Linked DNA regions of Mus musculus: regions 2, 3, 4, 5, 6 and 7 are each linked to region 1. A link is a loop called in an ENCODE intact Hi-C map of the cell type or tissue named here. Cell type or tissue: heart. All regions are shown on one strand. Each heading gives the region's core, and the rest is flanking DNA. Links, peaks and the distances in the headings are about the cores only.

Region 1 (4,409 bases), core at 252-4,251:
ACCCAAAGCAGATTCTCAGAGTTGGAAAGGGTCTTAGACGTCATCAGAGGCAACCCACCCCCACCCCCCCAGTCTTCCATTACACTCAATTTCACTTGCTGAGGCTTCAAGTTTTTGTGTTCAACCAAGGTCTGAAAATATTAAATGAAAAAAATCTTTCAAAGTAGAAATATGTAAGTTCAAATAATTTTTCCACAATATTTTATTGTAATGAATTGTAATAACTATCTCTTGCTCTGATTTATAATTATAAATCTCTTGCTGTGATATGTAATGTACACACACACACACACACACACACACACTGGGTGGGGGGGGGCATGTAAGGTTCGGTACTGCAGTGCTTTTTTAAAAAATACATTCCCTGTGGGTGAGAGAGATTATTGTCTAGCTGTCTCATCACAGGCCCCTCATAAGACCATAGCTTTTACAGTAGCAGCAGTTCTTAGACCTAGCCAACCAAGGGTTCCCAAGGTGTCACTCAACACTGCAGGACAGTGATCCCCTCCTATGTGAACGTAAGGAATATCTGGAATGGCAAGACAGAAGTTGCCATTTTCTTTTCAGCTGTGAACTGGAATTTTATCATCTCCTGGGTATCTTACACTTCTCAGAAAGAAAGTCCTGGTGAACATTTACATGCGTCTTTAACACAACTGAGGACTATTAAGCTAGGCGCAACAGTACAGCTCTGAAAACCCTTCACCTGGGAGGTAGAGGCAGGAATGTTGTACAGCCAAGGCCAGCCTGGTCTATGTAAAAATCTCCAGATCTGCTAGGGCTATATGGTGACCCATACAGCAGCAAAACTTGAAAAACTGAGTTCCTTGAAGCAAATAAAAGGAGCAGAAATAATACCTGTGTGCCCTGGAGAATACGACACCTACAGGTTAAATCAACAACTGCACTAGAGCCCAAGATTCTGAATCTATATAACTACTTCTACCCCTCTGCTGCCACGCCCAGGAGCCCTCCTCCTCAAACTGTTTTATATTTTCACAAGTACCTATTATATTTACTACCAATTCTTTGTTCTCTAGCATGTAAAATGGGCATATATGAATAATCAGTATAAGACAATGCAGTTAGAGCAAATCAGCCCTGCATAGCACAAAATAGTTAATTAACACATTCCTGTTCAATGAAAAGCTGACCACAGACCGTCCCCTAAGGTGTAACTCACTGCAAGATACCAGTATGGGCACAAGGTGTGACAGAAGCTAATAACTGCTTACTGAACATCCATTCTCTCTTTCAGTCTTAGACACCCTACTAACTTTGTCGGTGTCGGAATATTATCCAATTGAAAGTCTGTATCTTGACAGCCTCCCTTGAGTCTGTAAGTGACCATGTAATGAAGAATACAAACAAGCAATCTTTTGAAGGATGTAGTGAATGGTAGAAATAAATGTTAAACTCGTGGAGACTGCGTTTTGCTGCTACAGCTTTCTGAGCCAGAATCTTAAGCACCCCAAACAGTCTGAGTAGCTCACTGAGACTTCCTGTGCACCTGGTTCAATGCTGGAGCATCAGCAGTATTTTGCATATGACCAGCTACCCAGGTCACAGCAGCCAATCAGAAACAGAATTTCGGTTCCTTTCTGAAGCTTCTATCCTTCTCTAGCCTTGAGTTTCCTGAGATTTCTGAAGACAGATAAAATAAGGTTTCAGACATAAACTGCAGACAAAGGGCCAGCTGTGCGGTTGTCCAGCGGTGTGATCCTGAACAAACCAAAACACTGAAGTATCCGATGCCCGCAGACAGGGGCGGGGCCTGGCCGCGGCCGCGCGTGACCCTGCGGCGCCGAAAGGAGGCCCCCCCGCCCGGAGCCGGGGTTACCTGACATCGCTGCCTCCTCGTCGTGCACCGCGCTCGCTGGCAGTGTAGCCAGGGGCTGCAGCCAGAGCACCAGCCACCACAACCTAGGCAGCATCGCGGCCAGAGCGGCGGAAGTGGCGCAGCGGACCAAGAGCGGGAAAGCGGAGGGAGGGGATTGCAGGGGCGGAGCCGGCTGCGGCCCCGCCCTTCCGCGGTCCGCCGAGCGGCTCTCCCAGTGGCCTCCAGGGGGCGATCACCTGCCTTCCCGATTCTTGCTCCTGGGCCAGCTTGCAGAGTTGGCGGGCAGTTTAAAACACGCCGGAGCCCCGCGCAGGGTTCTCAGAGCACTGGTGCGGGCCACTCAGAAAGGCAGGCTCTTCACATGCACCCTCTCAGAAATAAGACCAGCAAGCCCCACTTAGACAAAAGCCTGACTTGTTTGTTTGTTTGTCCCTCCTTTCACCTCTTCCTTTTTTTTTTTTTAAGCAACAAGTTGAGAAATTTGGTGCTTAAATAATTTGTGTCTAAGCTCATGAACACAGTATCTTTCAAAAAAAAAAAAAAAACCCAAAAGGGTTATATAAGTTCACTATTAATAAAGTGTTACTTTAATAGAGATCTGGAGGCTGGAGAGATGGTCCAGTGCTTAGGAACACTTATCGCTCTTCCAGAGAACCCATGTTTCCCAGCGTGCACATGGCAGCAGCCCCAAACATATGTAACTACAGTTTCATGGAATCAACTGCCCTCTTCTGAATTCTGCAGACATATGGTACACAGACATACACACAAGCTAAACACCCATACACTTAAATTAAAAAATAAGCCTTCTTTTAAAAATGAGATTGTATTTTTAAAAATTCAAAGATATAGTGAGTGTTCTAAACATAACCAACCTGGCAGAGATGATAGCTCTCTAAAGTCAGCCTATTGAGACAGAAGACTCCAAGAAACTGGAATGCTGCACAGTAAACCACTCTGGGGAGCAGAGAAAGCCACCACCAACCACAAGAGAATAGTCTGTCCTAGAAAGAGACTCACAGTTTCTGAGCCCTATGGTTTATTGATGATCAGGATAATTCTGTGTTAAGAGCAAGCCTTCTTTGGTCTCTGGAAACCTTTCAGTGTGACTTACTATTTCATACTTGAAGTAGGGCAGAAGAGTGTGGTGGTAGTGGACTGTAATCCCACCATTTGAGAAACAGAGTTAATGATGGGTAAGGTGAGCCTAAGTGGCATAGGGGATCCAAGGCTAGTCTGGCTACATGAGACCTAATTTAACCTTCCTCTGATCCCCATCCCTGCCCCACCACACACACAAAGCTAGAGTAAGAAGTTGTGTTCTTTTCTCTAATTCCAGTCTTCCACTAACAGCACTAAGCTCGATATAATAGAAATCTTTTTTTTTTAATAACTCAGCTTCAATTTTTTTTAATGGTCTAAATAGGAAAGAATGTCTCTGAGTTATCTAAAGGAGGCTTTCACCAAATGCCCCGTATATGTGTATACCTAGTATGTGGCTGTAAAAGCTCAGAGTTTTTTTTTTTAAGGAAATTATTAGGGGCTGATTTTTAAAAATAAACCTTCATTATTGGAATCTGTCCTTTATCATTTTTTTTCCCTGGATCCCCTTGGTATGCCTCTTGCAAAGCAACTTTTTGCTCCAATTCTGTTCAAACTGGTTTGGTTAATTTGGGATAATGCTAAGGAAAGCAACTGAAAGAAACATATCACCAAATGACTAATGTACTTTCTTAAAGCTGTCTTCAATAGATAGAGAACAAGCAGAGACATATGTTTGCAGCGCTGATCAAAAAACAAAACAAAACAAAACAAAATTAAACCATCTAATTACTAAATTGGTAGATGAATTGAATAGGTTGTTTTCAAAGGTAAAAATACAAATGGTCAATAAATATTTAATATCCTTAGGTATGGTGGCTATTTTTGGTCATCAACTTGACTACATCTGGAATTAATTTAAACTCAAATGGCTGTGTACACCTTTGAGGAATTTTTCTTTTCATCATTTGAAGTGGGAAGACATACTTTTACTCCAGATCTTTCTTTGTCCTATATAAAGGACATGGAAGAAGGAAGCTTGCTCTTTTTTGTCGCGTCCGCTCTCGACCAGCAAGAACGACACGACCACCAGTCCTTCTAACGGCAGTTTATTCAGCAAACTTCCGTCTTCATCTCTCTCGCTTCAACTTTTTCTTCATCTATCTCCCACGAACCCCGGGCCTCTCACTCTTATATACTCTCAGTCCTCATCCACTCACAGCAGGCCATGTCACCTCACCAAGGCACGCAGCTTCAGCCAATCAGGGCGGCAGGGGCATGTCTCCACCAAATATGGACTTGTTTAAACCACCAGCATCATGGCGCACCTGTGCAGCTCTCACGACGGTTGTGGCTTATTTTCAGGTGTATGAGGAAGTCAGGTGCAAGTCATAAGACTTAGCTGCAGTCCCTGGCGCCTTCTTGGGACTGCTGCCACACCCGCTCCTCACACTTTTTCTGTGATTCCTCTTGCTAAGTCCATTCCTTTACTGTTATCAGAGCCTACCAGAAGACCAGCTGAGACATC
Region 2 (4,409 bases), core at 174-4,173, 210 kb before region 1:
ATTGATGGTAAGTGTAGGTCATTAAACTAAAACAGGACCATGAGAGCAGAAAAGGATCTCTTAAGGGAAGGCTACAGGATGGTAGGGAGGGAATGAGAGTAAAAGACCAAAGTGCCATGAAGCAGAAGAGCTAGGGAGTAGAGGAGGAGGGCTGACCAGCACACTGACAGCCAGGGGAGGAGAGTGGGGATAGAACCAACAACAGAAACACAGAAACAGTGTGTACAGAACTGCCACAATGAAACTCATAGCTTAGTATCCAACAAAAGACAAAAATGAGTGATAGAGATCATTTAGAGATCTAGCTGACATATAATTGAATTCAATTGCATTTGAAGTACAATTGAAGCATTCGGCATAGGACTCAGAATAATCAACTATACAATACATTTGAAAGTTCTCTTCTTAAAGAAATGCTGTTGAGACAGAGAAAACCACCCAACTGCTAAACTGGCACTGCAATGTTAGGAACACAGGACAGCACCAGAGGAGCAAAGGAAGGCTAAGTTCAATGGCATTAGCCAATCACATCAACCAAGGCACACCCGCCCCTTTCCTTCCAGAAACTCTCCGGATCTCCCTCCAGGTTTGTGGAATCCGCTCCTCTTGACTGCATGACCTTGTCTCCAATCCCTTTTGCTATCCCAGGACTGGATCTAGGAAAGGGAGACCTCAGATCAGTACTGTCCAATTTGGTCCTGGCACTTTACATGTTGAAATGTGGAGTGAAATAGGGACAAGCTGAACCACAGTAATGACAGAATCTTTCTAGATGAAGTTAACTTTGTTAATATACATGCCTCTAAATTATTGTTCCCAAATAATTTAGAATTTGCCATCATCAAGAAGCAACAACAATGATTATGTGAGCAGATGCTATTATTCACCACAAAAGAAAAAAGAGAAGCAAGGCAACTTCTACATGTAACAAAAATACCTGAGTATCGTTGGTGCTTTCTGCTAAAAAGGCACTATTCTTTTTAAGATGTTTTGTTTTGTTCTGTTTTTTGAGACAGGACTTCTCTGTGTAGCCTTGGCTATCCTGGAACTCACTCTATAGACCAGGCTGGCCTTGAACTTAGAAATCCCTGCCTCTATCTCCCAAGTACTGGGATTCAAGGCGTGCGCCACCATGCGCGGCTTAAGATGTGTTTTTAACTATGTATATATGTATGCCCATGTAAGTACAAGTGTCCAATGGATCCAGAAGAAACTATCAGATTCCTTGGAGACGGAGTTAAAGGTAGTTATGAGCCACACGGGAAGCAGAACTTTGTCCTCTTAGCCAGTCCTTTAAGAGCAGTATAGGCTCTTAAAACCGCGGAACCATCTCCCTAACTCCACTGGTAACTACTCATTTAGAACTAAGAAACATTCTATGCCTTTGCAGGAACCTTCCACAACAGACTGTAAGGCATAAGAAACGTGCAGACGGAACAAGGGTGCGTTCCACGTCTGAGATGCTCCTAGACTGCACAGATGTCTAACAGCACACATTTCATCGCCCAAAAGTACTTCAGTGAAGAGTTCCACAGGGGGGAAATTGAAGTTTTTGCGTATGGTACTGGGGAAAAGGAATTACACTAGCCAAAGCTCCTAAAATGGGTGCTACCACATTTCCTTCTGCCAAGGTCCGATTGCAGTGAGAGACACTCTTAGAAAGTTAATATCTGCACTGCTCCGGTCAAGCCACGCTAAATGGTCACAACATTATTCTGTGAGTTCCAATTGCCTGCGCTGCTACTACTGCTAGCTGAAATAATCAAGTTCCTTACCCGGAGCCCAGGTACACAACCTGTCATTTCTGTGTGACTTAAGAAAATACCCTACACAGTAAATCAGGTGGCACGTCCCCACACAGCGCCCAGTTCCAAGAAAGAAAATAAATAGGAGACAAACGGAGGGGGGAGAAAGTTGTGGGACGTCAAGGCCTAACAGATGCTAGAGGACGGAAAATGAAGGTGCTGTTGCAAGAAAAAGAGCAAAGTCAGAGGACGCATGTCGTTGCGATCGCCGCTGAGGTCGCCGCGGGGCAGCAAAGCAGAGGCTGCCATACAAAGGCGACTAGATCTGCGAGACCTGCGGGGACACTTGTGAGCCTTTTCCCCCAAGCCGGCCCTTAGCTCTGCCTTGCTCACCAACTCACCTCGACAGGAGCCGCCACGCATATGGCTGCCCCATGGCCTAAAAACCCAAGAGCAGAAGAAGCAGAGTGTAGTGGTTCCACCGGCTCTGGTAGTTAGACCCGCCCACAGCCCCGCCCACAGCCGATGAGAGCAGAGGAGAGCCGGGGTCACTGATGACAAGTCCTCCGGTGGGCCAGAGCGGCCCAACGCCTACACTTCCGCTGCGCTACGCTCACGGGCCCGGCCGGGCGGGGCGGGGCGGGGCAAAACAGGAGCAGTTAGGAAACCAGCAAGAGCAGTGGGCAGGGCCACACTAGACAGGGCCAGGCCGGGTAAAGGTGGGGCGGGTCCTGGCTAGGGGCGTTAACTAGTGAGGGGAGGAGGAAGAGGAGGAGCCAAGACGAAAGCTGAGAGGTGAGTAACCAAAGCAAAGAGAAAAGTAGAAAAACTTATTTATAATAGCCAGAAGCTGGAAAGAAGCCAGATGTCCTTCAACAGAGGAATGGAGATAGAAAATGTAGTACATTTACACAATGGAGTACTACTCCGCCATTAAAAACAATGACTTCATGAAATTCTTAGGCAAATGGATGGAACTAGAAAGTATCAATCCTGAGTAAGGTGACCCAATCACAAAAGAACACACAGTATGGATATGAGCCCAAAGGCTCGGCAAGATACAATTCACCGACCACAAGAAGCTCAAGAAGAAGGAAGACCAAAGTGTGGGTGCTTTGGTCCTTCTTAGAAGAGGAAATAAAATACCCACAGGAGGAAATACAGAGGCAAGTGTGGAGCAGAGACTGAAGGCAAGGCCATCCAGAGAATGCCCCACCTGGGGATCCATTCCATATATAGTCACCAAACCCAGAGACTTTTTATTGTAGGTGCCAACAAGTGCTTGCTGACAGGCGCCTGATACAGCTATCTCCAGAGAGGCTCTGTCAGAGCCTGACAAAGAGGTGGATGCTCACAGTCAACTATTGGACTGAGCACAGGGTCTCCAATGGAGGAGTTAAAGAAAGGAATGAAGGAGCTGAATTGGTTTGCAACTCCATAGGACAAACAACAATATCAACCAACCAGAACCCCCAGAGCTCCCAGGGACTAAACCACCAACCAAAGAGTACACATGGAGGGACCCATGGCTCCAGGTGCATATGTAGCAGATGATGGCCTTGTCAGGCATCAATGGGAGGAGAGGCCCTTGGTCCTGTGAAGGCTGGATGCCCCAGTGTAGGGGAATGCCAGGATGGGGAAGCCAGAGAGGGGGGTTGGTTGGTTGGGGGAGCATTGTCACAGAAGCAGGGGGAAGGGGGAGGGGATAGGAGGTTTCCATAGGAGAAGGAAAGGAAGAGAGGGGATAACATTTGAAATGTAAATAAAGAAAATATCTAATAAGAAATTTCAAAAACCTTTAAATATAATTTTTTTACTACCACATTTAATGTAAAAAGATTGCATTGCCTTTTCTTTGTAATATTGAGAAACAATAAATACGGTAGTGGTTTTTACTTTAAAAAATGGAAAGGAAAGGAGTTTGCTCCCTAGACTAGGCTGTCTTGAAATGCCCAGTTGATTATCTATGTTTGGCTTTTAAGTTTAATCAGCAGGTATTAATTGATCTGAAGGAGTTTGTGTAATTTTTTTTTTTTTTTTGGTTTTTTGAGACAGGGTTTCTCTGTATAGACCTGGCTGTCCTGGAGCTCACTTTGTAGACCAGGCTGGTCTCGAACTCAGAAATCCACCTGCCTCTGCCTCCCGAGTGCTGGGATGAAAGGCATGTGCCACCATGCCTGGCTGTGTAATTTTAATAATTTTTTAATGAAAAGGTAAATTTAAACCAGACCCGATGACACACACCTATAATTCCAGCACTCAGAAACCTGAAACAGAATGGTCACCTGGGCTACACAGCAAGACCCTGTCTAGGAAAACTAAGTAAATTAAATGTTCTTTGAGTCAGAAACATATGAGATGCATTTGACATTGAGGAAAGACCAGAGTTTAGTACTCTACATAGCTGAACTTGCTTCGAAACATTGCTAATTATCTTCAGAAAAGTTACAGATCCCTCAGTCTTCCTCTGAGACAAAATATCTGATTAAGAGAATGCTCACAAACTAGAAATATCAGTGAAAACATACCTGTTCTGGAAAGCAGCTTATTAAATAAACCCCATATTTAACTGTCCACTGTGGTGATTTGAACATACTTGGCCCAAAGGAGTGGCACTATTTGGACGTGTGGCCTTGTTGGAGTAGGTGTAGCCTTGTTAGAGGA
Region 3 (4,409 bases), core at 188-4,187, 130 kb after region 1:
TTGTTGAAGAGTCCCTATCCCAACTCGGCGCCCAACACTGAGCATCTCCCTCAAAATTTCCATTCCAGAACCCCAAAACAACAGGAGAGGCCTGGGGACCCCTCCCTACTCTCTTGAATACCATCAATAAAGTTCACTGCACACACACACACACCCCAAAAAAGAGAAATGTTCAGGTATCCTTAAGGCTCTTTCTGGAATGTGGGATGAGACAGGAACCTCCCATTTTAAAGAATTTTAGTTCTATTTCACTGTGACATGGATTCAAGGGAGTGCCAAGTTGATAGTTGTGTTGATAGTCCATGAATCTATTAATATAGGAAATAAAGAATTGAAGAGAAACAGATCATGTTCCTTAGCTTTTAGGCTTTCTTTTGATCTTTTATTTTTGCTGTTTTATAGAAAAGTTCTGGGAACAGAACCATGGTTTAAACTGTGGTTTAACCACGGTTATTTGTGTCCTCAGAACTTAACTTTGGTATTTAATTAACACTTAACAAGACGTACTGGAGAAAATGAGTAATTTAAGCATACAGGTATTTATGGTAAAATCAAACCAGAAGAAACAAAGCTACTGCAGGGTTCTTTTTAACAAAAGATATCCAAATGGTCTCAAGAAGAACCATTTGTGTTGCCACGTTCTCTTAGAACTGCCTGGGACTGCCTCCAAGAAATTCTAAAACGGTCTAATCTCTCCCAGAGGGCCTTCAGAGAACAACCCCACTCCATAATTGTTACCTTACAGAATGTATCCCTTCTCCTCCCACTAAGGCACCAAGGAGCTAGAAGACCTCCACTCTGAGAGCAGGGAGGTGGAGTTTAGGAATGGGAAGGACGGCATGCACAGAATCAATGCTTTCTCCTCCAACTTGTCTCACATACAGGTGAACATCTCAGGCCTGTCGAACAGTCCTGTTGACTACAGTGTGCCCATAAAGAACCTGATGCCTAAAAGCTTAAAATTTTTTTCTTTCATTTTCTTTCCTCCCACCACCTCTCCCAGAAACCATAGGGCATTTAAGCAAAGCATAGTGGGCCCAGAATGCCATTCTTAATGTGGGAAGAACACACTATCTAATGTGCCCAGAACATAAACAAGGAAGGACTTGAGTGGTTAACTGTAAAAAGGATCAGCCCCAGACACATTTCCTTGTCGGTATAGCCTTCAGCAGGGCAGAAGCACGCCCTACCGGAGCACAGCATGCAATTTGGACTCAATTCTGGAGAACGCTGTGCAGTGCAGGTGAGCTCACCAAGTTGACTAATCACTAACTGCGTGGCATAAAGCTACACGCACCCCTCCCCCTAGGCTTTTCAGAAGCAACAATGTTTGCAAACCATCAGAGTTCCCAGTGAAGAATTAGAAGAATTTTGCGGATTTCATTGCTCGACTACCCATTAACCTCTACCTTTCCACACCGGCCAAGAAATTGTCTCAGTAGCCCTGACTGTACTACAACCACCCAAATTAAATTCCTCTTCGCTGAGCAGGAGCATAAACACTGACAATTGGAGTGGCAGGGAGACACTTGTAGCTGTTATTTCTTCTGAAGAATTTGAGGAACTAAGAATAATTATTTAAAATACCAACTATTCTAGACAGGCTTGTCACTAACAGGGAAGATATTTCAGCTTAAATGTATACTTAACCATGTAACTATATGTTTATATATTTATGCATTTAAGTACATATCTATTCCATTGACATCACTCATTTGTAGAACATGTTTTTACAAAAAGAAAAAATGGTTTATTTAATAAGGTCTTTTTCTTTCAATATTATCATCCCACCCATTGTTGCAACATAAAGATGTGGTTTAAAGAATTTCTCTTCTCAAAGAATGCCTTGTATCCCCTTCAACCAAGTAGGCACACTCTGGGAGGCCAGCCAGGAAGTGGGAACGGCCTCCTATATAAAACTGGATTTTTATATGTACATTAAAACAGGATTCTACCTGTATTGCAGTAAGAGCACACCATTAAAACTTGAATTCTTTTCTTTGAAACCCCCTCCCCAAGGAAGGCAAAAATAGATTTAATTTTTTTCCCCTTAAAATTTTGGCAATAGCTTTAGCTTTTGAGGTGCTGTAACACTTTCTTTGGCTAGAAAAGTTTATGCAAACCAAGCTCAAAATGTCTACACCTTGCCTTAAGAACTCTATTTTGACACGCTCAAGACAGCACCAGGAGTGTGTCATTTGCCTACAGGAAGACAACAGAGAATGGCCTGTAAAGTAACACAAGGTTTCCAGACATGAAAAGGGTGTCATTAAGCCACCAGGCCAGAGTTTCCCTTTCCTCCCTCCTCAAACCAGGCCTGGGCGAGGGTGGGGACAGGGTGGAGTGGGCGAGGAGGGACAGGTCCGCACCGCACCTGCGGTTCTGTACCCCCCCCACCCCCTCCCTCCTGGGCGGGCCCGGTGCGGGGCTTGGCAGGCAGCGCTGTCCGCGGATCCACGGAAGCCTCCTCCTCCTCCGACCCGCGCGCGCGCCCCCACCCGCGCGCTCCCAGCTGCCGTGGGAATGGGCCACCCCCGGGACCGCGCCGAGCCTCAGCCCCGCCGGCCCCCACCCCCGCCCCGCGGCCGCCCACGCCGGGATCTGCGTCACTCGGCCGCGCGTGGGCGGGAGCCGGAGCGGCGAATGGAGCAAGAGCGGAATCTCCCGATGTGACAGCGCGCGGGGCGGGGCGGGGGCGGCGGAGGTGGCGGGGGAGGGAGAGGGAGAGGCCGAGGGAGGGGCGGCGGGAGAGGCCTAGGGAGGGCGCCCGGGGCCGCCGCCGCCCGCCTCCGCCCGAGCCTCCGCCCGCGCGACCGAGCGAGCGCCGTCGGGGCGGGCGGGGGACGGAGCGCGCGCCCACCGCGTCCCTGCCCCCCTCGATGGGCGCGGGGGCGTCCCGGCCGCCGCAGCCGCCGCAGGAGCCCGGCAGAGCCGTCGTCGCGGAGCGCGCCGCAGCTGCGGGCCGCGTAGGTACCGGGAGGGCCTCGAGATGGAGCGGGGGGCGCGGACGCGTGGCTCGGCGGGGCCGTCGCGTCCTGCCGGGCGGGGGGCGCGGGCTGTGCGGGGAGGACGCGCTCGCGGGCCCGCGTGGGGTGCCAGCTCCGGGGCGACCAGGGACTTCCGAAAAGTGCCGCTGAGTCTCCGCTTTCTTCCTGTTATCCGCCCCTTCCTACTGTAGTTGTGTTTTCAGAGCGGAAGGAGAGTTTTGCTTGGAAGTGGCTTTCAGAAACTTGGCACCCAGGTGCAGGGAAGCGGGAGTCGCCGAGCCTTTGAGGCTGAGTGGGGAATGTGCAGACACGTGTAGGACAGAGAAGCTTTGGACGCAGGTGTGTGACCTTACGGGGACAGACACCGAAGTACGGTCAACCCGGGAGATCTGCAAGGAATCTCCTGGGTAGAGCTGGAATTTGCGTCTGTAGGTTGAGCTGACCAAGTTTTGCAGCGGGCGACCAGCGGGAACCGTGCCCTGGCTCAGGGAGGCTTGGGAAATTTTGGATTGCCTGCTAATTTACAATTTGATCCGAAAGAGCTGGTTTGGAGTAAGTTGTCACTACCGATTGGTTTGCCAGTGACGTGCCTGCCAACTTTACGGAGTGCAAAGATCAGAATCTCTAAGGAGATTCTAAGATCTCGTATAAAAATATTTTGGCAGTTTTAATAGTTAATATTAGATTGCATAGGAGCAGAGGAACCGAATTTAAAATAAGATTAGTCACATCCGAAATGGTTCGCTGTTTTGTACACGCAGCGAATTACCCTTTTTAAATATTCACTTTTTGAAAAATCTTTCTTTGTACAATATATGTTATGACATTTATAATTCATCTGCCGGTTTTAAGAAGAGATACTGGAGAGAGGATGTATAGGGTCCATTGTATCGGATAGCCGACCAGGGTGGAGGCTATCTTCCTGAGATTCAAAGAGCTGCTTCACACCCAGCTTCTGTGCCAGCACAAGTGACTTGGATTGAAGGTTTCTTCCTCCAGCTTGCATCTTTTGAGACATTTAATTCTGTTCTTTCAGTAAGCTCAAGCAGATAAATAAGTATGCTGTTGAGAATTTGTAGATAGGCAGTGCAGTCAGCCTTCTTCATCTCTGTTTCCAGTTTAGATACTGGAACATTACATCTTGAAAGAAAATAATTTCAAGAAGTGCTAGGGAGATAATTTGTTTCTTTCTTTCTTTCTTTCTTTTCTTTTTCTTTTTTTTTTTTTTTTTTTTTTTTTTTTTTGACTTGACCATCTTATGCTTAGCCTGCCATTCCACTACTGAGCATGCTTTTTCTCTCCTGAGGCCCAGTCTCCTGTTGTGTGGGACTGTATTAGTGACAGCATGGGGCACTGGAAATTTTACTTCATTCTGTCCTTTAGTTGTGAATATATTTCAGATGACAAATTCTTAAGATTCAT
Region 4 (4,409 bases), core at 239-4,238, 120 kb before region 1:
GGGGAAGGGAGTTAAGAGGGTAGTAGAGACAGAGAAAGGCAGAGAGAGAGAGAGAGAGAGAGAGAGAGAGAGAGAGAGAGAGAGAAGAGAGAGAGAGAGAGGAAGAGGAAGAGGAAGAGGAAGAGGAAGAGGAAGAGGAAGAGGAAGAGGAAGAGGAAGAGGAGAGGAGAGGAGAGGCGAGGAGAGGAGAGGAGAGGAGAGGAGAAGAGAAGAGAAGAGAAGAGAAGAGAAGAGAAGAGAAGAAGAGGAGTAGAGGCCAGTCATGAGCATGGGGAGGGGAGGGAATGGGGAGAGGGCAGGAGCAGGAAGGGAAAAGTAAGAGCAAGAGAGCAAGGAGGGGGCAAGCAGCCTCTTTTATAGTAAGTTAGGCTTGCCTGACTGTTGCCAGGTAACTGTGGGGGCAAAGCTTAGACAGAATGCTAGCACTTTATCCCTTTCATTTCCTTTATAAATAAAATGTTTAATAAGCCAATCACCCCTGGACTGGCTTTGAGATCCATGTAGGTTTCACAAAGTTCCATACCCAGGCCACCAAGCTTGCTTTACTGCTCTGTGGTTGACATGTTGAAATTCTCTGAAAGTTTTACCTTCAGACAAGGCCATATGCATGATGGAGGGTTAAGTAGTTTTGAAACGATCCCTAACATTGCATGGTGACATATTTTGCTGTGATGAAAACACAAGGTATAGTCAGTGTCCCATGACAGTGTGACATGGCCCTCAACAGAACACAGATGTGAATTAGTGGCCTTGGCCACTGGGTTCCGAATCATATTCAAACCCCAGACACATCCAGAGCCACTGACAGAGCTTGAGTTGTGTGAGGTTGCCCTAAGGGCCTGAAAGCCACACTCTGAAGCCAGCTTACACATGGTTATTCCCTACCACCTGACCTTGCATAGTACCAGAGACCTTTGCCCCACACCTGCACAGGGTGCTTGTGTTGTGACAGAGCAAGCAGACTTTGGTCACTGGATACCAGACAGAATGAGAAGCCACCATGTGGCTCATGTTCTGCCCATCTCAAGGGAGACCTTTACTCATTGTTTTCCTGCTCTTTGAATGCTGGGGAAAAAATGGACTGAGCACAGGGTTCCCAGTGGAGGAGCTAGAGAAAGAACTCAAGGAGCTTGAAGGGGTTTGCAGCCCCATAGGAGGAACAACAATATGAACTAACCAGTACCCCCAGAGCTCACTGGGACTAAACCACCAACCAAGGAGTACACATGGAGGGACTCATGGCTCCAGCTGCATATATAGCAGAGTATGGCCTTGTGGAACATCAGTGAGAATAGAGGCCCTTGGTCCTGTGAAGGATCAATGCCCCACTATAGGGGAATGCCAGGACAGGGAAGCGGGAGTGGGTGGGTTAGTGAGTAGGTGGTGGGAGGATGGGATAAGGGTGTTTTCAGAGGGGAAATGAGGAAAGGAGAGAACACTTGAAATGTAAATAAAATACCTAGTACAAAATTTTAAAAAAGACAAATTTTTTAACTTACAAAATTATACTTTGATTTTCTCCTTTCTGTAATGAAGTAGAAGAGCTATACAGTATGTGTATATGCACAGATGCACATGTGTGTGTATGTATATATGTATGTGTGCTTGTGTGTGTGTTTTATCTCCTAGCTGTTTTATTCACAGTATCACAGCATCCATGATTTCAGGGGATCCTAGATGTCATGGCCACTGTGATTCAAAGCCAGCAGTTGACAAGTATATATTCATGACTAAGTATCATGGCCGGGTTTCACGGCATGCATGAAGAAGGCAATGGCACTCAGAAAAGATGTACAAGGAGGAAGGCTTACCACAGCCGGTATGATTTGTGTTATTTTCCTGTGTTGTCTAATCACTGATGCTGGAAAGGGTGACACGGAAAGAGGGAAGACAGGGCCACTTTGTTCCTCGTCTCCATGGTGCTTGCTCGCTGGTAAGCCCAAACATAGAGAAAAGTGATAGAATGTGTGGTTAGTAAGCACTGGAATAAACCCACTGGATTAGTATCCTGCACTGTTTGTTTATGGTGCTCTAGCAACAATGAAATACATAGCATGAACTGTGAAGATTGAATTAAGAAAAGCTGGGCATAATTACACGAGTCTTTAATCCCAGCTTGGGGTACAGAGGCAGGCACACCTCTGTGAATTCAAGGCCAGACTGGTTTACTTAGGAAGATCTTATCTCAAAAGAATAAAAAAAAAAAAAAAAAAGAGGGATTTTTGACGTTTTCACATATGTGTTAAACACATCTGCGTTGAAAACAGGTGTTAATGCAATATAAAGATGAGTGGCTAATATTCTTTACCCAGAATGAGGTTAAATATACTCCAAAAGAAAAGGAAATGGTTTTCCATTTGTACTTTAATGGCACCTGTCCCTGCTTTTGGAGTGATCCTCACCTCCAACCCATTTCTCCCTGTACTGTCCCCACAACGGCAATTATTTAGGTCTCAACACTCGATTTTCCACTTATGATCTTACTAGATGTTGTAATTATCTTCTAGTTCGTAGCCTGGCCCAAACCCAAGCCTCAGGGGAATTTAGGATTACTTCAACTGATAGTTCTTTTTAGATAGAGGAAACCTTGATGGTGTTTCAGGATTTACTGTAAAGCTCACACTGCCCACCAGGGGGCACTAACATTTTTTTGTGCAGGCTGATGCAGCTTAAAGACCAATTGTGGAAGTTCCTGACTCTGTTAACCACTTCCAATTGATTACTTTGTAATAACTAAGTTTTAAATGAATCACCTTCCTCAAAAGACCTCTCACTGTGTTTTAAACAAACTGCTTTCCTTAACTCATACCTTTTACTGAGTTTTAAGGTGTTTATTAAAACTCCTTTAAGATATGGAAACTATGGAGAAAAAAACAAAACAAAACAAAACAAAAAACAACATCCAGATTTGACTACTGCATAACACAGAGTTAATTTGTGGAGTTCTTTCTCCGTTGCATAAAGGAACAAGGATTTAAGCCACAGAGTAGAGGGGCCATTTGCAGGATATACTGACTAAGGACTGGAATACACAAGCAATAAAGATCTTTCACAATAAAGTCAACAGGAACAACAGAGAAGGCCAGGTGAAAAGGGCCTCTAAATCCTTGTAAAAGAAAATATTTAAATGATCAGTAAGTACATGAAAGTACTGGCTAGTTTTGTGTCAACTTGACACAGGCTGGAGTTATCACAGAGAAAGGAGCTTCAGTTGGGGAAATGCCTCCATGAGATCCAGCTGTAAGGCATTTTCTCAATTAGTGATCAAGGGGGGAGGTCCCCTTGTGGGTGGTGCCATCTCTGGGCTGGTAGTCTTGGTTCTATAAGAGAGCAGGCTGAGCAAGCCAGGGGAAGCAAGCCAGTAAGGAACATCCCTCCATGGCCTCTGCATCAGCTCCTGCTTCCTGACCTGCTTGAGTTCCAGTCCTGACTTCCTATAGTGATGAACAGCAGTATGGAAGTGTAAGCTGAATAAACCCTTTCCTCCTGAACTTGCTTCTTGGTCATGATGTTTTGTCCAGGAATAGAAATCCTGACTAAGACAGCAACCAATGTCACTAGTTATCAGAAAAGTGCACCAAACCCTCATAGAAACTAAAATTCTCTTGCAAGTCAGGTATGGTAGTCTGCACCTCTGCCCCTAGCATAGAAGAGGCAGAGGCAAAAGAATTCCTGTGAGTTCCAGCCTAACCTAGCTATAGAGTGAGTGCCAAGCCAGCCTGCCCACATAGTTTTAGGTGGAGCTTGTCTTATAGCCTAAATAAGTAAAATAAAGTTTATTTACACTCATGGTGGGAATATGGATTCGTGCAATTACTTTAGGAAAATGCTCATCAGTATTTAATAAAGTTGAATATATGCATATTCTATAACCTCTTTCTTAATACTTAACATGTGAATATATACCAAAAGATGTGTACTATTCACACCAGCCAACATCTGCAGCAGAGTGAGTAGATGCATTATGGTGTGCTGAGATGGAATGACATAGCATGGATGACTGATAATTTCAGAATGATAAATGAGAGCAACACACACAAGTACACACAGTACAAAACCTGGGGCTATAATTAAAGAGGGTTGGTTGTGAGCTGCCATGTGGGTGCTAGGACATGAACTCAGGTCCTCCAGAAGAGCAGCCAGTGCCCTTAACTTCCCAGCCATCTCTGGCTCCAGGAATGCAGGTATTCTTAGCTGAAGAAAGCAAGCAGGCCCAAGCCTGCACTACTATTCTGGTGCTAAGAATTACCACTCTTACTCCATTCAAGATTGTCAGAGTTCCCTATAGAACCAGTTCAAGATGTGGGATTATACAGCCTGGTCAGTCAGTCAGGATCTCTCCCTGTCTTCTCTCTTCCTACCTCTCCTCTTCTCACAAGCACTGGTTCAGTTACATAGTAATCTTAGTC
Region 5 (4,409 bases), core at 253-4,252, 480 kb after region 1:
GAGTCTATTTATTTATAACTCCAAAATCAATACTTGAGGCAAGTTTGTGGCCCCAGATTGATGTTCCTGGCTAAGATAGAACAAAACAACATCCTAGCTTTTTGTTGCAGCGCACAATTATCTTGGCCTCTCTGTTTTTCACATTTTTGTGATTTTTGTTATGACTTCATTGTTTAAAATGGCGCTAGGCATTGGGGGGGGACATCATGGAGAGAGTATAAGCTTCACTCAGGCACGTGGTATGGTGTAACAAGTCGCCAGACAGACTAGATAAGGTGCCTTTAAAAAGAAACACACTCACGTTACCTATACATGGGCTGCCAAGAATGCTGCGACTCAAGGGTTACAGAAGCTGAGCTCTAAATTTTCCCCTGGGAGCAATGATCCTGTATTTGATTAACCAGAGCTCCTGACTACTTTACAGAACACAGTATTTCCTAATGAGAACCAACGGACCAGTCTGCAGTGTCTTCCTGCTCTAAGAAAATGCATGTCCATTTAACAAGTGCATACATTTTAAAGCAAGCAACACAGAAGGACAGCCAGAAAAATAAAGCCATCGACTGCCTGAGTTGGAAAAATCACTGTTCCCGTGCCTGGCACATACGTGTGACTATTTTCCCATCACACAAGGTCCTCACTGGTGCCACGGGGCTTGGGACTATCTTCCCCAACATCTAGTGATGGGAGCAGGCAGCAGCAGCAGCAGCAGCAGCCTTGGTTAACCGTACTAAAGCACATGTGTTTTCCATACCCTGGGCTCTGTCACCAGCATGTTGTACCACAGGATAGACGCCCAGCCACTGGGGAGCTGGCTGACGTTGGAGATCACCACGACAGGAAGAGAGGTGGTCTGAAAGGGAACAAAGACCTTGGAATCATTTCAAGCTCCCTTCTAGTAGCTAAACACTCAACAGTGGCTAGCTAGCACAATCAGGACATTTCTTTTGCAAAATTTTAAGGTTAGTCCAACTCTCCAGCTTCCTAGATCATTAACGTCAACATAGTATTAGCTGGAAAAGACCACTTTGGGGAGAAGAGAGATGGTTCAGTAGTTAAGGGCACTGCCTGATCTTCCAGGGGCCCCAAGTTTGATTCCTAACACTCACATGGTGGCTTATAGCTGTCTGTAACTTGGGTCCCAGGGGATCTGATGCCCTCTTCCGGCCTCTGCAGGCACCACACATACATGTGGTGTACAGACATACATGCAGATAAAACATCCATACACAGAAAAGTTTTTAAATATTGATAATTTTAAAGGGATCCTATTTTTTAACAATTAGGTAAATAAGGCTGAAATAAAAACTGAAAAAATAAGCCTTTGTGGAAGTAAAGATAGCATGTTTTCTCCCTCAGGAAACTGTAACTCTTACCTCCAGGTCAATCACCAAGCCTGGCTGGCACAACTGGGTTTCAAAGCTAAGAGAGTGAAGTTCTTCGGTGACAATGAGAGGCCCCTTCCAAAACAAAAAGAAAAGAGCTCTCAAAACCCAAATAGGTTGTAGAGATCCTCAAACCAGCTGTGATCCAGAACTTGGACTTCAGAACTCAATAATACCCAGATTTTACTATCCCAAGCTTCCTGGTGTTCCCTCAAAGGCGTTTGTAATTATGGCAAGGATTATGTGTTCAGAGACAGAAACGCCAGTGGGAAAAGTGGCAACTACAAGTGGGTTTATCCACGAGCTATGACCCCTTGACCTCCAGCCATCTGCCGGCTCCCACAGACTGCACACCTGGCAGGGGCAGTGGAAGTGAGGGTGGGTCTTAATAGTCAGAGCCTCTCCTGAAAGTGCTAACCCACATATGTTTGATCCTAAGTGCTCTGGTTTGCTAGAAAGGGATAGTTTCAAAGTGACTTCCATACACAGCTCTTCTGTGTCACACCATCTTGGAACTATAGAGATAGCTGCTAGACCTAGAAGGTGACAAAGACTGCGAAGGAGGCGATGTCTGGGCTGCACAGACCAGCATTTGTCTTGTAGCTGCAGTGACCTCCAGTGGTCGTGAAATGGAACGTCAGCCAACAACGTGTGCTCCAAGGACAATTTCAAACCAACCCAGGCCCAGACTATCCCTCCGTTCATCTCTCATCCCCTTATTTTCTTACCCCCAAGTCCCCTCTCTCTGAGAAAGGGTTTCTCTATGTAACAGCCCTGGTTGTCCTGGAACTCTGTAGGCCAGGCTGGCCTTCAACTCAGAGATTCCCCTGCCTCTGCCTCCCAACTGCTGGGATTAAAGGCCTGCACTACCATGCCCAACCATTTCTCATTTTTCAGTCATCAAGAACATAACTTCTAAGGTCCAGGTTGTAAAAACAGGATCTATGACAAAGCAATGCTACGGTGTAGGGGATGCAATGGCAGGGAACCGTCGGCAACACTAGATCTTCAGACTCAGTCACCGTGCTGGCTAACTTCCTGTCAACCCGACACAAGCAAGAGTTATCCGAGAGGAGGGTACCTCAATTCAGGCAGTGCCCCTATAAGGTTCAGCTATATGGCATTTTCTTAATTGGTGATTGATGGGGAGGGCCCAGCCCACTGTGGGTGGCGGTGCCATCCCTGGACTGGGTTCTATAAGAGAGCAGGCTGAGCAAACTAGAGGAAGCAAGCCAGTAAGCAGCACCCCTCCGTAGCCTCTGCATCAGCTCCCATGGAGTGAAAATTCTGAAATTTTGGTTTCTTTTTAAAAAAAACACAGAAATATTCTGAGTATGTCTTCGTTTAAGCTCCAGGTAGGGGGACACGGGGCTGCTTGGGACTGTCCTCGGCAGCTGACTGACGTGCCTCATGCTATAGCAGAAGAAGCACAATTCTGCCAGCTAGAGATAGTTTCTGCAATCGTGTGACATTTGAAATTCTGGGAAGTTTCAGAGGATAAATAAATGCTAGGGCCCTGAGGAGCCTCGAATCCGCAGGAAGTAGTCTAACAATAACATCACTCCAACTTTCCAAGCCCGACTTTATTCTGGGATCTCTTTCCCTTCCTCTCTATCCTTTTTCTTCTCTCTCTCTTATCTAGTGTTAGGGGGTTGAAAGGGTGAGGTTTAAAAAGGGTGGAAGAAAGAAGAACCCACAAAGTAGCAAAAACCAGATGTCCTCCTGCCTCTATGTTCCTCCCTGCTTGAGTTTCTCTCCTGACTTCCTTCAGCAATGGACAATGTGGAAGTTAAGCCAAATAAACACTTTCCTCCCCATTTGCTTTTGTTCGCAGTGTTTCCTTGCAGCAGTGGAAACCCTAACCAAGGCAGTCACCTTCAGCCTCTCCAGCTCTTCTGTGCATTCTGGGGGAAACCATGCTAATGTCCGGGCCTTCATTTCTTTACCCAGGTGAACAATATGAAAGCCCACCACGCCCCGTCCGATTGGCTGTCTTTGTAGGGCCAATGAGACTGTGGGTTAAACTGCCTTTCAACCAGAAAGTACACAGGAGAGTGTTTTTTATCATCCCCACAGATACCCCGAGCCCTCTTCCACATCAGGTCCCAGGACGCTGATGCGTCCTCTCGGAACAGAACAGTTCTGTTAGGACCCGCTAGCCACCCAGAGATGCTCACCTCATTAGTTCTGTTCCCAGCGTTTTTCTGTTCCTTCAGTTGCTGTAAAAGAAGGAACCGAATGGCAGGTTAATCATTAGAGTTGATGTGTTTATTCACAGATCAGTTCCCAGTCATAACTAGAAAGAAAGGTGTGACAACCTCCTAGGAACAAGAGGGGGAAGTGCCTCTTCCTGAAGCCTGGCGAAGTGTGAGTAATCTGAGGGAGGGGACGCCCCAGAACCTAGGTCTGCTGCTCCTGCATGCAATGGGTGCCCAGCACCTTCAGCAGCGATTTCATGGCCCAGGCACACGAAACAGCTTCTGCAGTCTTCCAGCCTCTGCAGTCTTCCAGACCAGGCTCAGCACAGCAGGCTGACCTAGTCTCCTCGTTCAGATTTCAATCCTTGAGATTTAAAGGGCCAATCTGGACACGCTCAGATTTCCAAGCTGGACGGAGGCCCTCGCCTCACATGTCACTCCCGAGCTCTGAAATCTGTAGCTCACCAGCTGGTACCCAGCCCCAACACTGGGTTTATGGAGACCAGAGGAAAGTACCACCCTTCTACCCAATGGAACGAGGCCTCCTGCTCTTGCAGCATTCGTGGTCAAGCTGCTACACACTTGGAAGGCAGGAGAAGTGAGGACTGAAGTGGGGAATGGTTTCCTTAGAATGCTGCTGGAACCTCAGGGGCTGCTCGCAGAGGAGGCGGCAAGTGCTTATATAATTTATGCACATGCAAGTTTATAAAGCACTCTACTGAGGTCCGTACAGCCCCTGTCAAAACACACAGCCAGGAGACTCAGGAGATGAAGAAGGGACCAGCATCCCACCGTCGGGAAAGTATGGGGGTCAATCCTATAAGAC
Region 6 (4,409 bases), core at 208-4,207, 240 kb after region 1:
ACAAGAAGGAAGTCTTACGTGACTAACAGTTTGTTCAGAATGCTGTGCTAGGCTTGGTATCAGGGCTGGAAACAGCACTCAACAGCAGTACTTCTTACACATGTGCCCTAGGTGATTTACAAATGAAAAACAGCGACGAAAATGTCTTCATTGTTTTTGTTAAATTCATCTCTGCAAAATCTATAGCCTCACAATTCATGTTAATGACAATGAGCTGCTTGAACAATAGAGACACATGAGGATCCCTGTGTGTGTTTGCACGTGTATATGCATAGAAGGGTTTTGAAGGCAGTTCCCAGTCTCAATATATGAAAAAAGATGTAAATGTTTTTAATATGAACATAATAAAGAATGGTAACAGAATTATAAAATGTCAGGTTACATTTTAAGGATGACAGACGACATTTCCCAGTAATATCTATGTAACCCATCTTAAAAATCTATGCTTCTTTCTCTTTGAGTTCTGCTCTGTGTTAATTTAAGATTTATAATAGTATACACAGAGAGAGAGAGAGAGAGAGAGAGAGAGAGAGAGAGAGAGAGAGAGAGAGAGAGAGAGAGAGAGAGAGAGGCTGAAAACCACAGCTTTAATTGAAAACTGGTATAAAAAAAGAAAGTCATTATGCAGAGCTCTGAGCAGCCTCTGAGTTCTGACACACATCCGTGCTCTTTGGACCTCTCCTCCCACGCACCAGCAGATGCTGTCTAAAACACATGCCCCCACGTTCACACCTCCACGTTCAGCCTCACAGAGTCCTGACACATTTGTTCTTTCTCCTTCATCTAAGAGAAGCAGCATGAAGGAGAAAAGTGTACAGAAGACTGAGGAGTGGGTGCCCGTGTGTGTGTGTGCGCACATGTTTGTGTGTGTACATGTGTGTTATCCAAAGCCTTCAGTAAAATAATTTGTTTTAAAACAAAAAGGCTTTCAGTAGAACTGATGAAAATGTACAACCAGCTCTCCTGGGCCAAATCCACAAGCTTAGAAGTTGTAATAACTTAGAGTTTAATCCAATCCAACTTTGATCACAATATATCTGTGTAAATACAATAAATCAATGTTATTTGAGAAAGAGGTATAAGGCAATATTGAGTTATCTTTCCAATGATAGAGGAATATTAAATTCTCCAGGTCAGGTGTTTTGCTCTGGAGATTGAAATCTCTCTGGTTTTGCCCTATATTTAGGCTTAGAAGTACACAATTAGGTTAGACATTTAAAAGAACACAAGAGAACCATCAATGCTACTGATAAAAACACACAAGCTGAGACTTGAGACAGGCCCCAGTTGCCAAGCAGGATGTGACAGTCTCTCTGGAAACAACAGGGGAGGCATGTGTCGATGAGGCCGAGAAGCAACTTGTGCTTTCCATGATAATTCTTTAAATCATGAATATTGGAGATTCTGTCAAGCAGTAAAATTATAACAAACCGGGTAGAAAGAGTTACACCTCCTCTAACAAGTAGAAAGAGCTCACTTTTAGTGCAGACCCTGATTCTTAGGAATCAATGGAATTTGGGTCACAGGTGCCAGAAAGCCTGACCAAAAGTGTCACATGGGGAAACTTATTGGCTCCTGTAACTGAAAAGCCTAGTCGCATAGACCCTGCGTGGCAGGGGGGTCGAATTCACCTTCTGATTGTCTTCTGCATGGTTTCAGGTACCCTGGTCACTCCACTCTCAGGTTAAGACTAGCAAGCAAGAATAAATGACCTTCTGGAATGGAGTTGAACCCTGGGTGCAACCCTGAGCAAATAACCATGACTGGGAAAATGTGTGCAAGCTGGTATGGCCCTCTTCTGGGAGAGGGCAGAAGTGTAGTCTTGCTTAATCAAATGAACATGGGTAGTGGGGAAGAGGAAAAGGGTATAACTAACACAGTATGGATAAGTATGCCCTAGTATAGGGGAATGCCAGGCCCAGGAATTGGGAGTGGGTGGGTTGGGGAGCAGGGGGAAAGGGGAGTGGATATGGAATTTTTGGAGGGGAAACTAGGAAAGGGGATAACATTTGAAATGTAAACAAAGAAAATATCTAATAAAAAAAGGCGGGGGAAGATGAGGAACATTGCAGGAAATGAATGAATGGTTTTTGCTCCTGCAGGTGTTTTTAAGCCACCTAGACTAGGATATTTTGTTACAACAGCTATAACCAACAATGCTGGGATGCTAAGAATCCTCCCATTTCCTCCCATTCAAAATTGCCTTTCTCCAGTTAGGAGTTCTCCAGAAGAAAAAGTGTACTGAATTCGGTTTTTATGTCCAGGTAGAATCTAGAAGAGTCCATAATAGTCATATAATAAGAGTTTCATGTGTGGTGACTAGGTGTTAGACCTACTAGGTTGTAGAATACACTTTTCTAACAGACCCCAGAATATCAACCAAGGGGAGTGTTTACTTATGCCTGTGCCAGCAATCTGGAAATGCTGGACAGTCTTTGTTGGGAAGGTGGCTCTGTTTCTGGGGATCACAGGCTTCCTTCTGCCGACTGTTTCACCTCTCCCCGTTTTCCTTGTTGAAGTTTGCTGACTACCCCCACAGCTGCACTGTAGTCTGAAGGAAGAGGAAAGAAGATGTGATTGGCAAGCAGCTTTCTTTGAGGACTGTGATGCATATGTGTCCTGGGCAAAACTTAGTCAGTTGTCTACAGTGCATGCGTGTCATTCTGTGGTGATACGCATGTGTCAAGGAATGACCGAGACGATACCCTCTGACAGTGGAGACTCAGGAAGGTCCAGGGAAGAGAGAAATATTATGAAAGCAGAGATGGGTCAGTTATTGACTTCTTCATACATCATTATGTGGAGGGAGGAGGTAGGAGCAATGGAGAAGGCACCTCACTTTCTCACAATATTATCAGAAAAAAAAGCATAGATAGGGTTACTTAGAGGGGGATATAGCTGCAAATGCTGTCTTTAAGTGGGATGCGCCACACTGAGATTGAGGACATAGGTTAGACTAATATGACCTGATGATTAGCAGGCAGATATGATCTGTTCTTTTTGTGTGTGTGTGAAAATAGATTCTTTTCTCATATACTATATTCTAATTACGGTTTCCTGTACCTCTACTCCAAGTTCCTCCCCACCTCTCCTCCCATCCAGTTCCACTCCCCTTATGTCTCTCATTTAAAAAAAAACCAGCAGTATTCTGAGATAGTAATAAGATATAGTAACATAGAACATAATAAGATTGTTATGGAATTTCAAGACTATTGGGAGAAGACCACCACCAGACTCAATTCAGATTATAATTAGCCAAATTTATTAAAACTGCTTAGCAGGGGTTTAATCTCTAACTCAATTCAGAGATGTGTCACCCAGAACTGGGTGAAGAAAAGGCTTTTAAAGGGGAGAACCACAATCACTTCATGTCTGCAAAGTTTATAGCTACACGAGGATCTGCCTTACTCCCCCTGCACACAGCAATAAGCAAGTTTACAGAAGCCAGAGCAAGCAGTTAATCATTTTACCTCAGCAATATGAGCTATAGTTCCATCTCATGGACTGGACCTTAAATCAAATCAAACGTGGGTTGGTTACTTCCACAAGTTTTGTGCCACTATTGCCCTAATACATCTTGAAGGCATGGCACCATTGTAGATCAAAGAGTTTGTCACTGGTTTGGATTTGATGTTTCTTTTTTGGTAACATACAGAGTACCTTTCTGTACAAAAGATCCTATGACATAGGAGTGAAAGCTCCTTATAGGCTCTGTGTAGTCACAGGATCAGCTTCTCCATGTTCAATGAGTTTTGTAGGTGTTATCTTCAGCAGCAGAGCTCTTCCATCAATTTGTAGAAAACAACAAATTGTCCTGGCAACACACTGGTTTGTTTAAAGACTCCTTTGGCAAACAACTCACTTAAATGTAACCCAATCCCTGTCCTGGAAGCTCCATTTGGTAACAAGAAATAGCCAGTTGGGGCTCGGTCTCCCCCATTATTTGGCAACTTTGCTTAGATCACCTTCATACATGTATATATTTTAGGAAGTTTCTACTGTATTAGGTTTCCATACTACCCTTCAAATGCCTCTTAATTTTAGCTGTCTGTCCCAATTATTCCTTTCTTAAACTCCCCTCTACCCTCCTCACTTGATCTCCTGTTCTAGCCCTCCCCCATTGATCTGTAATCACCTATTCTATTTCTCTTCCCTACCAAAATCTATCTGTACAATCTAATCCTTTACTCTATACTTAACCTCTCTGGTTGTATGAATTATAGTTTGGTTATCATTAACCTAATATCAAATATAAGTGAATGCATACCATATTAGTCTTTCTGGGTTTGGAATATTTCACTTGCGATGATTTTTTTTTCTAGTTCCATCGATTGGCTTGAAAATTTCAGGATTGCTAAAAAAGATGGGTAATATTTGATTGTGTAAATTACCACATTTTCTTTATCTCT
Region 7 (4,409 bases), core at 190-4,189, 190 kb before region 1:
GAGCTAAAAGGATCTGCAACCCTATAGGGGGAACAACAATATGAACTACCCAGTACCCCCCAGAGCTCGTGTCTCTAGCTGCATATGTATCAGAAGATGGCCTTAGTCGGCCATCAGTGGAAAAAGAGGCCCATTGGTCGTACAAACTTTATCTGCCTCAGTACAGGGGAACGCCAGGGCCAAGAAGTGGGAATGGGTGGGGGATCGTGTGGGGGACTTTTGGGATAGCATTGGAAATGTAACTGAAATAAATACCTAATTAAAAATTATTTTTTATGATTATAACTGTGTGTATGTGAGCACACAGGTGTGCTGTGGCGCATAAATGGAGGCCAGAGCACAATTTTGGGGAGTCAGTCCTCTCTATTCACCATGTGGGTACCAGAAATCCAAGTGAGTTCATCAGGCTTGGTGGCATGCACTTTTACCTGCTGTGCCATCTCATCAGTTATGAGGTAAGACTTACCAGTTATCCAGCTCTTATAGCTGTGTGTTAGAGCTGCAAGAGACTGCTGCAATAGCAATGGCAGCCATAAACATGGAATTCTAAAAGTTTGTGGATTGACATCTAGATCCGGTTTGGTAAAAGGGTCACTAAGTGTGAGTGGCAAAGTTGACAGTGAGGAGGAGGAAATGTGCCTTGATCACCAGCAGTTTGCTCCAAGTGTTAATAGAGATCAGAGCAAGCAAGTGATCCAGTGAGATACGTATTGTAGGGTGGTCTCTGCACCTGCAGAGAAATGGGCTAGAGTCATAGCTCCTACTCTAGCCCCTCCCCAGTTCTGCTCCTAGATACAAATCTACTCCCATTTCCTTATGGTAAATGTCACATTTATATTATTCCTTGATTTTGCTGTCATGGATATGATTTCATAATTAATATCAGCTGTAACACCAAGAATGGACTTAAGAGAATGGAACTAAAGGACAATATGAGGATCTAGGCATGGTAGCACCCATCTGTACTCCCAGCACCCAGAAGGCAGAAGCAGGAGGATAGCGAATTTGAGGCCAGCAAGGGTTATAAAGTGAGACTCTTACCAAAAACAAAACAAAACAAAGTAAAAGTGAGAAAGAAGGCTGAATCCACTGAACCTGTGAGTGAATGGAAGGCGGATGGGGAATGGAAGTGGGTGAGGTGCCATCGCAGTACTGCGCATAAATAAATGGGAGCTTGGGGAGAGGTTGATGAGAAAGCCTGCAGGCTAGAATTGTTGAAGTGCTTCCCAGTTCCAGCCACAGAATAAATCACAGGGAAGCCGGATAAATCTTACCAGGACAGAAGGGCCCAGAGCACTCACAGAGACTCTGAGCCCCTTCTATCCCAAAGTTGAATGTTGCCCTTTTTAAAATTCTTACCCTTGCTGCCCTTTGTCCATCACCACCCATTTCTATTTCCACCTACCACTCCCAACTATATCTTTAAGTCACACTGAGCATTAGTTTAAAAGGGTTGCAGCAAGAGATGAGTTTCCCACCCAACATGTGCTTCTTGCCTGGCTGGGCCTTGACCCACAACTAATAAGGTCCAGAAGACACTGCTTTGACTAAACAAACATGTAGGAACCTAGACGCTTCTATTAGAACAGGGGGACTCATTCTAGCAGGAAGTCCAACTTCACAGCTTCAAACCATCTGTCAAACCCATAACACCAAGGGTTCAAATGAATGGAGGAGGAATATTCTCAAAGACTTTTTGGGTGCTTCTGAAGAAACAATGCACACCAAGAACTGTGGTTGAGGCAACCCTGACCTTTCTGGCCCTCTCAAGCAAATTGACAAAGCTTCACTTGTGACGTCGCGGAGGCCAGACTCAGGCTGGCTGGCGTGGGATGCCCTCGCCCGCCCCAGAAGCAAGAGGCCACCCGCCCCGGGGGAAAGAGGCGGGGCCGGGACCTGGCAGAAACTGGGCTGCACTGCTGGAGCCAAGAGAGGCAGGGCGCCTCCCCGCCTTCGCTGCGGTGACCTCCGGTGTTTTCCTGGCGGCTTGCCCTCCGGCTGTGCCCGCCACAGGAGGATTGCGCCAGGTCCCAGCGCGACCACCTCCAGGCGTTGGCACTCCCTTCCTCCTCTCTCGCCCCTCCTCCGCCTCTTCCGTTTCTCTGGGAAAGGCTGTATCCTCCTTGGGGCTCTGCATCCTCGCTTAGGTAATCCGCTTTCCTGCTTTCGCCACCCCTCCCCGGTGTCCAGCGTCTCCACCTCCGCGCATTTGGGTCCCCGCGAGCCTCGCGCGCTCCATCGCCTCTGCAGAGGGCAGGTGAGTCGGTCTCCGGCCGAAGGCTACTGGCCTCGGCGCCTGGGCCTGCGAGGTACCGGGTCGCTGCATCGAGGCCTCTCCGGCCTGCCCGTGCCCACCCACACAGAGCCCGAACCCCGAACCGAGAGGCTAAGCTCGCGGATCACGCCGCCCCCTTAGCTCTGCAGAAGCCACCGAAAGAAATCCAATCGCCCGCAGAGTAGCTTCTTCTGCTCGGTTCTTTCCATTCCTACCACTAGCCTCTAGGTTGAATGAGGTGATCTGAGAATGGTCAGAAGCAGAGGCCCAGGTTCCACGGGTAGGTGGCGTAGCTGTCAAGAAGTAGGGGAGCAGTTTGCCTGAGAGATGCTTCTAACGTGGATCCACGTTGACTGTCTCTAGAGACCCATTGGATGGGTGTAGACTAAACAGTCCGGGGGTATATTTTTTCTACATTTTGAAGTATGGTTTTGTGAGACATGTCTAGGCAGTGGGTGTGGACAGCATAGAAGGGTGTCATCTAAATTATCTAACCTGGCTTTGGTAAAAATCATATGGACTGTCAGACATGAGGTGTGAAAGAAAAATCTAGGGAATACACGTTAACAAGCGCGGTGTGTACTTTGGAGATTTCTGTCCTTAAAACTAGGACCGGAACACGTGGAAGTTTGCCCACTGTGTGAGGGTGTTCGCGTCAAAAGGACTGCGGCTTGAGGCCGTGCGGACAGGACTCTTAATATATATGTATCCCATGCAGAATGAATCTTTCTGTTTTGTTTTGTTTTGCTTTGCTTTTTTGGCTCCTTGCCCTTAATTCCCAGTTTTAATCAGATGGTAAGACTTAGGTCCACCCACCTGGTAACAATCTAAGGAAGAAAACAACCCCAGGGACTACTTTTGGCTGATGGACTAGCAAGATGACCTCAGTCAGGCATCTGAAAGTACAGAATGAAAGGGAAAATACAGGCAACGGGAAAGCCGATTTTAACCCCTGCACGTGCCTGTTTGCTGTTTTCTTAAGAACTTACATTTAAAGGACTTTTATAATACTTTTGCAGTTAATTCTTAGCAATGAAGAAGACTGTGTAAGACACATAAAGTTACACTTCAGTTTTTGAATAGACTAAGAACTCTTCTTTGCAAGTTTTTGAACTAAGCCACCACTTGCACCTTAGACTCTCACTCTGTAGTGTGAAGTTCATTATTGCACATTTAGATTATACTTGTACTTGGAGTAATTGGAGAAAAAATTCTAATTTATTTTTAGACACAGAAGGCCAATAAAAATACAAGCAATAAAGGTAAATCGTTATATAGGTATTTCCTCTTTTACTTCGATCTTGAATAATAATTAGAAAAATGATGCTTTATTCTATTTCATGTTACACCAAAACTGCCTAAAAGATAAATAAGTAATCAATTAAAAACAAACATCTTCCATTTTAAAGAGTGGCACAGATGTGGACTTTCCCCAGGTGGGAGTCTTGTATAAATGTCTTCCTTAAAATACTTAGGGTGTCCTAAGAAGCTCAGAATGACTCAATGTTGGGCTTTTGTCTGGGTTAGTTTGGAAATAAAAGTGTTGCTTCCTGTTTCTCACAATTAGTATGGAGTTGTGTTTCCTAAACGTAGCTGTTTACTAACAATGGAAGATAATAGTAGAAGGCTAGACAGAGGTGGGGAGGGGCATGGCTCACTGAAGAAGTAGTCCCTGTCTCAAGAACCCATACAAAAGGTGGGTAGGCCTAGCCTTCATCTAGCACTACCAGCATTCGGGAGGCAGAGGTGGATTCTTAGGACAGGCTGACTAGCTAGGGTAGCTGTAGTGAGCTCCAGCTTCAGTGAGAGACCCTGCTACAATAAATAAATGGAGACACCAAACTTCAGCTTTGGGCTTCCAAATGCATGCACACAGGCATCTACAAACACTGGACCATGCATGCATGCACTCGCACATATACCACAACCACCTACACAAAAAGATACTTGGTTGCAACTTGGTCGCAGTGTTTAGCTACAAAGTTAGGGTCTCAGGTGTCCCAGACTGGACTCAAACCCTGGGAGGCAGAGGGTGGCCTTGAGCTTGAGTTTCCTGTTTCCCCCTCTCCAGTGCTGGCATTACAGGCGAGTGCCACCACACTAGGTGATTGTGCAAGGTTGGGGACGGATCCCA

Evidence for each region. A loop is a pair of places that touch in the nucleus more often than their neighbours do. Peaks named below come from ENCODE experiments on the same cell type or tissue, not always from the same donor. Only the 100,000 strongest peaks of a DNase experiment are listed, where the experiment ranks them.
Region 2: a loop joins it to region 1, with 4 times the contacts of the local background. A loop is called at or near these places in 18 of 42 quality-filtered maps.
Region 3: it touches region 1 in a loop (4-fold over the local background); 20 of 42 quality-filtered maps call a loop at or near these places.
Region 4: it touches region 1 in a loop (2.6-fold over the local background); 27 of 42 quality-filtered maps call a loop at or near these places.
Region 5: it touches region 1 in a loop (8-fold over the local background); 12 of 42 quality-filtered maps call a loop at or near these places.
Region 6: a loop joins it to region 1, with 4 times the contacts of the local background. A loop is called at or near these places in 7 of 42 quality-filtered maps.
Region 7: a loop joins it to region 1, with 3 times the contacts of the local background. A loop is called at or near these places in 2 of 42 quality-filtered maps.

Annotation. Positions count from the first base shown.
Region 1 is chr1:52,628,283-52,632,691 of GRCm38, reverse strand. Nemp2 (nuclear envelope integral membrane protein 2) reads right to left here and starts at 1,987. Exons shown (of 9, transcript NM_001142647.1): 1 at 1,841-1,987. The coding sequence starts at 1,934. In heart, for the core only: CTCF peaks have their summits at 895 and 2,049 (motif pointing right); a DNase peak (open chromatin) is centred at 2,031; H3K4me3 peaks cover 1,393 bases; H3K27ac peaks cover 1,144 bases.
Region 2 is chr1:52,842,882-52,847,290 of GRCm38, reverse strand. It overlaps Hibch (3-hydroxyisobutyryl-Coenzyme A hydrolase), which reads right to left and starts at 2,253. Exons shown (of 14, transcript NM_146108.2): 1 at 2,147-2,253. The coding sequence starts at 2,181. In heart, for the core only: a CTCF peak has its summit at 2,033; a DNase peak (open chromatin) is centred at 2,360; H3K4me3 peaks cover 1,850 bases; H3K27ac peaks cover 1,857 bases.
Region 3 is chr1:52,498,767-52,503,175 of GRCm38, reverse strand. It overlaps Nab1 (Ngfi-A binding protein 1), which reads left to right and starts at 2,728. Exons shown (of 8, transcript NM_008667.3): 1 at 2,728-2,966. It also overlaps the pseudogene Gm5976. In heart, for the core only: no CTCF peak of the experiment used is centred there; DNase peaks (open chromatin) are centred at 2,585 and 3,255; H3K4me3 peaks cover 2,096 bases; H3K27ac peaks cover 1,966 bases.
Region 4 is chr1:52,746,684-52,751,092 of GRCm38, reverse strand. No RefSeq gene overlaps it. Among named protein-coding and RNA genes, the nearest start is that of Mfsd6, 22 kb to the right of the region's middle. In heart, for the core only: a CTCF peak has its summit at 2,623 (motif pointing right); no DNase peak of the experiment used is centred there.
Region 5 is chr1:52,144,345-52,148,753 of GRCm38, reverse strand. Stat1 (signal transducer and activator of transcription 1) reads right to left here. Exons shown (of 25, transcript NM_009283.4): 15 at 3,563-3,604; 16 at 1,377-1,460; 17 at 755-853. Among named protein-coding and RNA genes, the nearest start is that of Stat1, 27 kb to the right of the region's middle. In heart, for the core only: CTCF peaks have their summits at 1,163 (motif pointing left) and 2,007 (motif pointing left); no DNase peak of the experiment used is centred there; H3K27ac peaks cover 1,435 bases.
Region 6 is chr1:52,384,629-52,389,037 of GRCm38, reverse strand. No RefSeq gene overlaps it. Among named protein-coding and RNA genes, the nearest start is that of Gm23460, 58 kb to the left of the region's middle. In heart, for the core only: a CTCF peak has its summit at 1,795 (motif pointing left); no DNase peak of the experiment used is centred there.
Region 7 is chr1:52,815,250-52,819,658 of GRCm38, reverse strand. It overlaps Inpp1 (inositol polyphosphate-1-phosphatase), which reads left to right and starts at 1,971. Exons shown (of 6, transcript NM_008384.2): 1 at 1,971-2,257. In heart, for the core only: a CTCF peak has its summit at 2,559; DNase peaks (open chromatin) are centred at 2,028, 2,528 and 3,028; H3K4me3 peaks cover 1,413 bases; H3K27ac peaks cover 1,043 bases.